Regions from separate parts of the Homo sapiens genome. Here region 1 is linked to region 2. A link is an interaction called in ENCODE POLR2A ChIA-PET data of the cell type or tissue named here. Cell type or tissue: GM12878. All regions are shown on one strand. Links, peaks and the distances in the headings refer to the core of each region. The heading gives the core; the rest is flanking DNA.

Evidence for each region. Peaks named below come from ENCODE experiments on the same cell type or tissue, not always from the same donor. Only the 100,000 strongest peaks of a DNase experiment are listed, where the experiment ranks them.
Region 1: POLR2A ChIA-PET joins it to region 2 with 8 read pairs; 1 of 35 experiments calls an interaction of 5 or more read pairs at or near these places.

The regions. Positions count from the first base shown.
Region 1 is chr3:186,508,682-186,514,058 of GRCh38, forward strand. No RefSeq gene overlaps it. Among named protein-coding and RNA genes, the nearest start is that of LINC02052, 18 kb to the left of the region's middle. RefSeq lists enhancers at 2,256-2,345, 2,906-3,335. In GM12878, for the core only: CTCF peaks have their summits at 1,991 (motif pointing left) and 2,193 (motif pointing right); DNase peaks (open chromatin) are centred at 1,888 and 2,800; H3K27ac peaks cover 716 bases.
Region 2 is chr3:186,411,091-186,416,467 of GRCh38, forward strand. No RefSeq gene overlaps it. Among named protein-coding and RNA genes, the nearest start is that of LINC02020, 27 kb to the right of the region's middle. RefSeq lists an enhancer at 3,046-3,765. In GM12878, for the core only: no CTCF peak of the experiment used is centred there; a DNase peak (open chromatin) is centred at 3,171; H3K4me3 peaks cover 703 bases.

The DNA.
Region 1 (5,377 bases), core at 124-5,123, 98 kb after region 2:
GCAATTAACTGTGATGTTCTGCTGGAGGCTTCCATTAGAAACGACGAGAACAGCTACTTTGGCCTAAACAGAGTGTGGTGGGCTTGATTGTTTCACCTCACGATTTATTGCTAAAGAGACAGAAGATGGGCCCCTGGGCAGGTCATGGCTGGCCTGAGTCCTTCCCGCTGCACAAGTTTGTCCTGTGATCTGGGTCCCCATGGCATATTCAGTCCTGAGGGCCAGGCCTGCACACTCACACAGGCTCAGTGGCACCTGGCTAGACAGCAGGAGCCAGGAAGCGAGGCTGGTTCGAGGAGGTTGGCAAGGAGAGAAATATGGTTTCTTCTCTGGGAGTTTGAATCCCATTTAATTCAGGAAGCTTTAATTGAACACCTACTCTGTGCCAGGCACACTGGGGGATCAGATGTGAATTAAAGCAATCCTCACTCCCTAGAAACTTAGAATTTAACAGAGATGAAGGCAAATCTATGACCAGTCCTGAGCCTCTAGTATGCCACTGAGCAATTATCATAGAAATATAGAGAAGGATGAGATTTTGCAACCAGAGGGGGCCCTAGAAAGGCTTCACACAGCTGCCATTTGTTGAGTACCTACTATGTGTAGGATACTCCCCTTGTTTAATCTATACAACTCTGTGAGGAATGGGATTATTGTCACCCCTATGTTGCAAATGAAGAAACTGAGGTTCTGAAAGGTTAAATAACTTGCTCAGAAGTCACATAGCCAGTAAGAGGTACAACCAGGACAAGATTCTGAGTCTGAAACATGTGCTTTTTCAAGAAGGCCAGGCTACCTACTTCTTAGAGGAGGCTGAATTTGTCCTGGGCCTGAAATAAGGCTGATATTTTGTCACACAGCTCTGAGTGGGGAGGGCCTTCCTTCTGCTTCTGCTTCTAGGCAGGTACAAACCGCCTGTTCTGAGACACAGCTAATGTCCTTTCATCTTCTTCCCACAGGGGACCAATAAAGCCTGAGAGTAGGCTTGGGAGGGGCCACATTCCTCCCAGGAGGGGCTAGTTCCTCTCTCCAGCCTCTGTCTGTGATTCAGCCCTAAATACATAACCTAAATACGTAACTGTCAATTCAAATAATACCTGCCCACTGGAACCAACAACCTGGATTCATTTCACACCTGCTGGGAGCCATTAGTGGCACAAACACATTCTTTACATCACCCAAGGCAAGTTTGTTCGCAGTCATAGCAGTTTAGACTACAGCGCTGGAAGGCAATGGAGTGCTTAGAGACAACCAGGTTCGAGTACCTCTTCTCACAGATCCACACTGAGGTACAGAGAAGGGAAGGGGCTGGCCTGAAGGCTTCGAGGAGAGACATAAGAAAGGACACCATCTTCTCCGTGCTCCACACCTGTTGGGAGGAGCAGGATGAAGATTCACTGAGCACTATTTCTGAGTCTGCAGGTATTTGCCCTTAGTGTTGTGCTATCTCATTCATCCTCATCATAGCTCTGATTCGAGGTCCCTGCACACCCTTTCCAGATGGGAAGCCTGATAAGCTGAGGGGTCCTGGGAGGTGTCCCAGGTCACATGAGAAGAAGCACAGCCAAGGTGGGAGCACACACCTGCTGGCTCCAAAATCCCACCATGGAATGAAAGGAGGCAGTTGTTCCCCTCTCTCTTTGAACTTGCAAAATGGGGTTGGGTTGAGTTTGGACCCAGGGGGTCTATGACACAGTTTCTCCAGCTCGGAGGGGCCCAGCCCTGGCCTTTCCCATGGTGTGTCTTCTGAGCTGCGTGAAATAATGTCCAGCCCTGGGCAGGCATGAAGTGACATGCAGAGGCTGTGGAAAGTGTATCTACATTTCGTGCTTTGTTCCTAAATGACTCATGCAGCCCACAGAACAAAATTAATGTCTTGTCCAGCACCAGCAAATTGCATTTCTTTCTTTGAAAAATCAGTCAGGCTGCAAAGGGCCCTGGTTTATTCTGGGGACATGGAGCCATCCTGTGGCTGCTTCCACTGGACAGGCTGGAAACAGCAATCAGGCCCCTCGGAAGGGCCCCTTCCAGAGGTGGTCTAAGCCTTGTGCTCTGCTCCGGCCAGACCCTCTGCTCCTGCCAGTGACAGGTTGTTACACCCTTGTCTCCTCTGAACCGATGTTCCACATATGATCAAGTGCTTTCCAAGCCCCCGTACCACTCCCCTCACACGGCCCCTCTCCCCTGCAGGTGGCAGACTTACTCATTCTCATGCTTCAGCTCCAGGGGTTCCCCTGTATGAGTCTTCTCTGCCCGCTCCCACACCCCAGGTAGCATTGCCCCTGCTTGCTTTGTGCCCTCACTGTCTCCACATATATACACATCTCTTACAATAATATTAAATACCAGCCAACATTTATATAGTACTTCTTATGTACCAAGTACTGTTGTCTATCTATCTATCATCTATCTATCTATCTATGTACACACACACTCATATTATCTTCACAATGCTATGAAATAGGTATTATTGCTGTCCATTTTACAGATGGGGAAACCAATCTATAATTGGTTTAGTGAGATTTACTGAGCATATCTACAGGTATTTGTCCTTGGTTATAGGAAACCAATCTGTCACTGGTTTCCCCTTCTGTAAAATAAGTTAAATAATTTGCTTAAGCTCACTCAGATAGTGTGTGGTTGAGTCATAATCTGAGCTACTCTCTGGCCCAAACTGCTTATTGTAACCACCACATCATATGGCCACTTCAGCACCAGTCACACCTCATTTTACTTGTTGATGTCTCAGTTTTCCCCTCTATTCTGCGGGCTACTTGAGAAGACTTCTGTCTTCTTCCTCTAGGTATCTCTGTGCTTGACTCAGTATCGAGACCATAGGTGTGTGGGTGGGGTTAATCCACACTTGCTGAACACATGTGTCCGTGCCCAATGTCCCTGTGCATAGTGGCTACTTCCCATGGTTCACACGCATCTTCATGGCTCTTGTTTCTTCCATTCACCCATCCCATGTCCCTGGCCCTGTTCTCAGTGCTGAGGATGGAACCTCATTGCTGCTGCTTCCAGCCCTGGCCCTGCCCCTGTTTGGGGCTCAGTGCTTCATCCCGTGGAGCTCAAGGGGTGCTGTGGGTACTGACAAACTTGTACCCCATTCCTAGTTCAAATTTTTCTTTGCCTTTCAAAGGCACTTGGTGTGTGTTCATACATTCAACTAATAATGTTTGGATATCCACCACACATCAGGCACTGTTCTAGGTGCTGAAAACACAGTGCGGGGACAAGAACAAGGTCCCACCATCGTGGTGTCACATTCTGCTTGGGGAGACAGACAGTAAGCCATCAGCAGCTGAGTAGTAATACAGTGCCACGTGGTGGTCAGCACCGTGAAGAAGAAAGCCAGATAATGGCAGAGAGTAAGGGGGTGGTCAGGGAGGGTTGTCTCTGAGGATGTGATATTTCAGCAGAGACCAGATGAAGAGAGGGAGAGAGGGAGGCTGATATCTGGGGGAAGAGTGTTCCCTGGCAGAGGGAACAGCAAGAGCCAAGGCTCTACAGTGGCTCATATGGGGAGAGATTGAGAAAGCGTGAAGCCCACTAATGCAGGCGCAGAGTGAGACAGGACAATACAGTAGCAGAGCCTGGAAGTCCTCAGGGGGCATGGAGAGCCTTTGCAATTTTATTCCCAATGTGTTAGAAACATCTCAGAGGGGCTTGTGCAAGGGGCCGGCACAATCTGTGCCATGTTTTAAAAACTTGAAAGCATGAGTTTATGTATGTGCTGTCCCCCTCAGTTACGAGATCAATAGTGGCGTTTTTAGTGATGTTTTCTTAGGAGTTCTTTCTGTTGCCACTGCTATTTCTCAACACCCCCCTCTCTCCAAAGCCCACATTGTTTCTCTCATGGACTCAACTGGCTTCAACTAGAACTTACAGTCTAATAAGAGACACAACCAAGTAAACATTGGACTGCTGGTGATATGAACTGTGATAGGGCGGCTTTGGGGACTGTGGAAGCACAGAAAAGGAGCTGCTCAGACACAGAAAGCCAGGGATGGCTTCTGGAGGCCAGGGCATCTGACATGAGTCCTGAAGGGTGAGGTCAGCCGCATGAGAATGCTCTAGGCAGGGGAAACCACGCATGTGAACTGAGAAACCGTGACGCTGCTGTCACAGTGGCCTTGCCTGGGTCCTTAGTTCCCTCACCCCCATATCCTTCAGTCCCCACCTAGGCAACTCCAGTGCTAGCCAGGCTGGGTAAATCCTCTTCCACTGCTGAACACTGCTGTAGAAATTTGCCATCCCTGGTTCCAACACAAACTCACACTCTAATCCCAGCTGGATCTTTGGCCATTCGGTACTCCTTCTTTCCATGATAATTAACTGCCTGCCACATTCCCAGCAGCACGTATTCCAGGCTTCTATTTTCTTCCCACCTACCCCACTCACTGAGGGTGACCTGACCTCCTATTATGATGTGCCTCCCACTCCTCCTCCCACTGTGATCTCCACCTCAAAGAATGTTTGTCTTCAACCCCATCTCCTTCAAACGATCTCAGAAAGAGATACGATTATTCTTTTTGAGATTAACCCCTTGGAAAAAAAATTGAGCATTTATTTTGCCTTGCCTGGATTGTATTGCAGGGTAAGCAAAAAGCCCAGGTTGATAAGGGAAAGTTCTTTTTCATAAAAGCTTAAAAATTTGAATAGAGTGCAGAAGTAGAAAGTCATCTTTTTGCAATCCCATTTGGTTTAGGCAAAAATCATAAGCAGATGAAACAATCAGACGGTTTATTAATGGGGGACTTTCCATGGAGAGATAAAGCTGCCACAAGCTGATCCTGCTGCTCAGTTTTATCACGATCGCTAACAATGGCATCAACAATGCTATGGGTTTGCCGATGAGATGAAATATACAATGGGTGGCACTTTGCCTGCACATTGGAATTGTCTGGGGAGCTTTAACTACTGATGTCTGGGATCCATTTCCACTGATTATGATTTTAAATGCCTGGGATGTAGCCTGGGCATAGAGATGGTTAAAAACTGCCTCCAGCTGATTCCAATGAGATGCCAAGGTTGAGACCACTGCCAAATGAAGTACAAGGCTTCAGTGTGAACTGTGCTAGCTCCCGCAAGAGTTGAGTCTCATCAAGCCTTTCAAGTTCATCTGTAGCTGAAAATATTTTGGGGCATAGGGAAACAAGTTAAGGGACAATGTGAGGAAGACAAATCCAGAGTGTAGCTCGTTCTGTCCAGCAATGGACTCACTGTATTTTTTCAATAATCCAATACCTTTAAAAAGGGGAGGAGGGACAGTTACAAATTAAGAGATTCAAAGATATAAGAACCAAATGCAGGATTTTGGATCTCGAATGGAACCAATCATTTTTATACAACTGGGGAACCTTGATTATGAACT
Region 2 (5,377 bases), core at 108-5,107:
ATGATCACACCTAACTGCGAGGGATGTTGGGAAATGTTCTTTAGCTGTATGCACAAGTAAAAGTCATAACAGTCTGGTTAGGAGCAACTTGGAGTTTTCCCATAGATTCTTAGTTCAAAGTTGGGGGAGAAATCTGAGGAGGCTTCTTGGAGGAGGTGACCCTGGCATGAGACAGTCTGGCATACTGGTTCAGAACAGCAGCTCTCCAGTTAAATAGAGCTGGGTTTTGCTAGCTGTGTGACTGTGAATAAATTACTTAACCTCTTGGAACCTTGATTTCTCATCTGTAAAATGGGTATCAATAGGATATTATAGGCTGTTGTGAGAATTAATAGATGTAATGAGGTAAAATGGAGTTACGTAGATAATCTGGCTCATAGTAGGTTCTCAATAAATGTTAGATAAATGTGAACTCAAGTTGGACAAAGAAGAGGGAAAAGTGAGTTCTAGGCCAAGAGAATAGCAAGGAGGGGAGGAGTGGCTCTGAGATGTTGAGGATGAGGAAGCCAAAAGGCCAGACCATGGGGGTGGGCTAGGGGAAGGGCTCTGGGGTTGAGCTGACGACCATGTCTATGTCCTCCCTCTGCAGAACTTCCATCAGACCCGTGACCACATTTCCCCAGACTTGGAGGAATCTGGGGAATGGTGCACCTGGGAGACTCCTGGCCTCTGTAATAACCCTCATGTAGCACAGAAGGCAGAGAAACAGCAACCCCACCAGGCTTCCCAGGCCTGAGGAACAAAGAGGGCCTGGACAGGGAGCATCTCAGCAGGAACTGAGACGAACGGTGGCTTGAAGGGTTGGGGACGCCTTCCTGCATCTTTTTCTCTGGTGGAGAAGACAGAGAGGCCTTTGCTCTCTTTCCTGGAGCTGAGGTTTGGACAGTGAGGAGAAGCTCCAAAAGAAACTGAGAGTGAATTACTGTACCCATCAGAATCAAGTCTCCAAGTAAGATTTAACTTAATTTAGAAGAAAGGTAACCTTACTTTCCCATTGTTATGGACTAAGCTTCGTACCGTGTACATATGTATAGAAAAATACTAGGTACTTGTATTAATCATGGCTTTTACTTTCTGTATTCTGATGCTTTGGCACCTGGGGCCTTGCTGACTCTGGAGGGACTGCCCCTCCCTGGATGAGTCAATTCCTAGAGACAGCGAACAACTTGTCCATGAGTATGTCTTGGAAATGCAAACCAATCAATCCAGAGCCCAAGCTCCAGCCACCTCCATGATAAGGCTCTGGGTCACTACTCACCTGCCCTAATCATCCCAGGGCCAGGACCAGACAACAGAGACAGCCCCTATGCACCAGAGCCACTGGAATTATTTAAACCAGTCAATCTGAAGCCCCCTTACCCTGCCTGACCTGTTCCTTCCCATGAAACCACAATAAGAGCTCTTGCCCACAGTTTACCCCTCCTTCCGCCTCCTGATGTTTCCCTGTGGCCCTCTCCCCCCATGGCATGGCATACACCCTCCTTTTGGGAACTGTAATAAACTATCTCTTAATGGCAATTGTCAACTGGTCTGTTTGCCTTACTGTACCTCAAGTGTTCTATTAATACTATATATATATATATTATATTTTTGAGACGCAATCTTTCTTTGTCGCCCAGGCTGGAGTGCAGTGGAGCAATCTCGGTTCACTGCAACCTCCGCCTCCTGGGTTCCAGTGATTCTCCTGCTTCAGCCTCCCAAACAGCTGGGATTACAGACAAGCACCACCACACCTGGCTAATTTTTTGTATTTTTAGTAGAGGCAGGGTTTCACCACACTGGCCGGGCTGGTCTCGAACTCCTGACCTCTGGTGATCCCCCCGCCTTGGCCTCCCAAAGTGCTGGGATTACAAGCATAAGCCACCGTGCCCAGCCAATACACTATATTTTAAAATAATGCCATTTATTGTTTACCCTGTGCCAGGCAAGAGAACAAGTGATTTAGACACACAGTCTCATTGCATCCTCACAATCACCTTATCAGGAAGGTTCTATCATTAACCCTGTTTTAAAGATGAAGAAACGTACTCCTAGAGAAGTTGGGTCACCTGCAAGCGGCATAAGGCAGGCTGTGAACCCAGGTCTGCCTGATTCCAAAAACCACGTGCTCTTAACCACTGTACTCCATTACCATGTGTGGAGTGCCTACTGGGTGCCAAAATATAGCATAAGACAGAAGCAGCCAAGGCCATTCCCGGGGACCCCAGACCCCAAGGGAAATGCCTTCCTTCCCCCCAGCCCCTGGAGATGTCCTTGGCTGCCTCCTTCTCACTGTGCTCTTGACCTTGGCTACTCTTGGGCAGTACCCAAAAGACCCAGGGAACACACTTCCCCTATTCCATGTCTCTCAGGACAAATGAGGAATTACAAATAAACCGTATTAATTCATCTGTGAACTCCAAGCCTCTGGCACAGTACCCGGCAATATTTTACATGGTATATAGCACCTAACAGGCTATATTCAAAAAATATCAGAAGATAGACGGGAGGAGACGGTCACCATGCCAGGCAGGGAATGTTTCCAGGGAGAACTGTAGCTGCAGGGAGTGGGACTTATCCTGACTGCCCTGGGAGATCGCTAATTTAGAGCACACCAGTGTGACAGTACATTTCTTTTGAAATGCAACTCAAAATCCGCTTCCTCCAGGAGGAATGCCAAGTGGCGTCCCGGAACAGGACAAGTTGTACTTCACAGGAGATGGGAAGCTAGAGGGGGGAAATGCCATCATTAATCCACCAAGCAGCAGGGGGTGGGGGCGCTTGCCTCCAACAGGCATGGCTGGAAAAATAAGCAGCTCTGGCTTGTGCTCCTCCCTGTGTCCCTGCCACGACTGTGAAGGGCTAAGAACACAGCAGAAAAGGTTCCAGTTCATTTACAAGCCTCGGCTATTTTTAGTTCATCGATCCCTGGGCGCGGTGTGTGTGTGTTGAGGGGGGCCGGGGGACGGGGCTTGCAGAGCTCACGGTTTGAGGTGGAAGCTGGGGAAAGCTTTAGAATTCTTTTCATAGAACAGGTACTCTGTTCACTACGCACCATCCAGCCTCTGGAGACCTAACCGCTTTTCTTGGGGCAGGAAGAAGGAGCAGTGTCAGGGGAGGGAGGAGACTGAAATGAGAAAGGGAACGAGGCAAGAGGCGGTGACGCCCTTGTGCCAATGACCAAATTGGGTCAGAAAGAACAACCTTTTGAATGCAAGTCAGGAAATGTGAATCGCTGCCTCAGCAGGGCCAGGTGCATGCCTAGTGGGTGCCGGCCCAGCCTGACCAGGGAACTGTGACTGTACCTCCTGCCGCTCTAGAGAACCAGACCGATGACCATCTAGAAGTGCACTGATCTTTATTCCTTGCCTGGTGCCCTGTGGCCAGTTCAATTCCTATTATCAACCCCTCCTTAAAGCTGTCAGGGAAAAGGAAGGAGAAGTTCACATTTAAAGATGGATCTAAATGGTGAAAGAGGTGAAAATCATTGCCTTAAAAGAGATCACCTGTGGATTTTGTGAGTTATTAATTCTATGATCCCTACCGTGTCTGATTCTGATTGGCTATATATAAATTAAAAAACGGCTCTTTTTTCATATCACCTCTACAGCCCCTGCAAGTTAAAAATATCATTACCCGGCTTTTCTCCTTCTAAGTGTAGGCTGCTTGATTTAAGACATTTTGCAAACTTGTCTTTGTTCCAAGGATTTTTAAGCAAAAAAGGTGAGTCATAGTAGCAACTCAATAGATGTTGAGCTGATTTGTGTTACTAAGAAGTTGTGGGTAAATTGCAGTTTTGAATTTTTGGAAACGGAATCATATTGTAAATGTCCTGGACAGTTCAACAGTTGTGGGACTCCTCTGGCGAGTCCTATGCAGAAACCTCCTCTTACTTGAGTCACTCAGCAGCATTCGATGCAATCACCCATGGCTTCCTTCTTGAAACGGGTGTGATTCCTTGACCCTCACACTCACTTGGCTTGTCCCCAGGTTGCTGACTGTTCCTTCTCAGGCTCCTCTGCTGTCCTCCCTGCCTCTACCACACCTCAGTGTACTGGAAGGACCTGCATTCTACCTTTGTTCCTCCTGGCTTCATTTCCTCCTTCCTAGAGAAAACTGGAGGATGCCCATCCTGGCACTCTGATGACTCTCAAATTTCTGCCTGCCTTTTCTTTTCTTTTCTTTTCTTTTCTTTTCTTTTCTTTTCTTTTCTTTTCTTTTCTTTTCTTTCTTCCTTCCTTCCTTCCTTCCTTCCTTCCTTCCTTCCTTCCTTCCTTCCCTTGTTTCTTTCTTTCTCTCTCTCCTTTTTTTTTGTCTTGCTCTATCACTCAGGCTGGAGTGCAGTGTCATGATCTCAACTCACTGCAGCCTCTGCCTCCCGGGTTCAAGCAATTCTAGTGCCTCAGCCTCCTGAGTAGCTGGGATTACAGGCGCCAGCCACCACTCCTGGATAATTGTTTTGTATTTTTAGTAGAGATGGGGTTTCACTATGTTGGCCAGCCTTGTCTTAAACCTCTGACCTCAGGTGATCTGCCCACCTCGGCCTCCCAAAGTGCTGGGATTAGAGGCTTGAGCCACCGCACCTGGTCGACTGCCAAATTTCTATCTCTAGCTGGATCTCTCGCTGAGTTCTAGATGTGCAAACACCACTGCCTGCTGGCCATCATCACCTGCCTGTCCGTTAGGCAGCTCGAACTTAGCAAGGACAAAATTGATAGATTGCTTTTTATCCCTTAAAATATACCTCTCCCCTAGTGTTCCCCATTTCAGTATATGTGGCATCATCAACCCAGCTGCTAGAGCCAAAAAACCAGCAATCATTCTTGATTCCTCTCTTTCGTTCATCCCCTACACTCAATTCATTTGTAATCCTGCTGGTTCTAATGCAGTGTATAATCAGGATCTGGTCACTTCTCAGCACCTCTGCTGTTCTGCCATCCCTCCCTGGACTATTTCACCAGCCTCTTTCCCAGGTCCCTGCTTCCTCCCTTGCCTTCCAGTCCATCCTCCATAGAACAGAGCAATCCTTTTAAAAATATAAATCAGACTCTATCACTCCTCTGCTTAAAACCCACACTGATAATAACATCCAGCTTCCTCATCGAGGCCTTCACCAGTCTAAATCAAGGGTTAACAAATTATGGCCCTTTGTTTCTCTCTCCCACCACTTTTTGTAAATAAAGTTTTATTGGAGCATGCACACCCCCATCACCCCCATCTATAGATGACTTATCTATGGCTGCATCTAAAGATGAATTATCTATGGCTGCTTTGGTACCACAAGGGCAGAGTTGAGTAGCTGTGACAGAGTCGGTGTGACAAAGCCTAAAATACGAGCTATCTGGCCCTTTACAGAGAGTGTTTGCCATCCTCTGTCCTACATAGTCTGGCTCCTGCC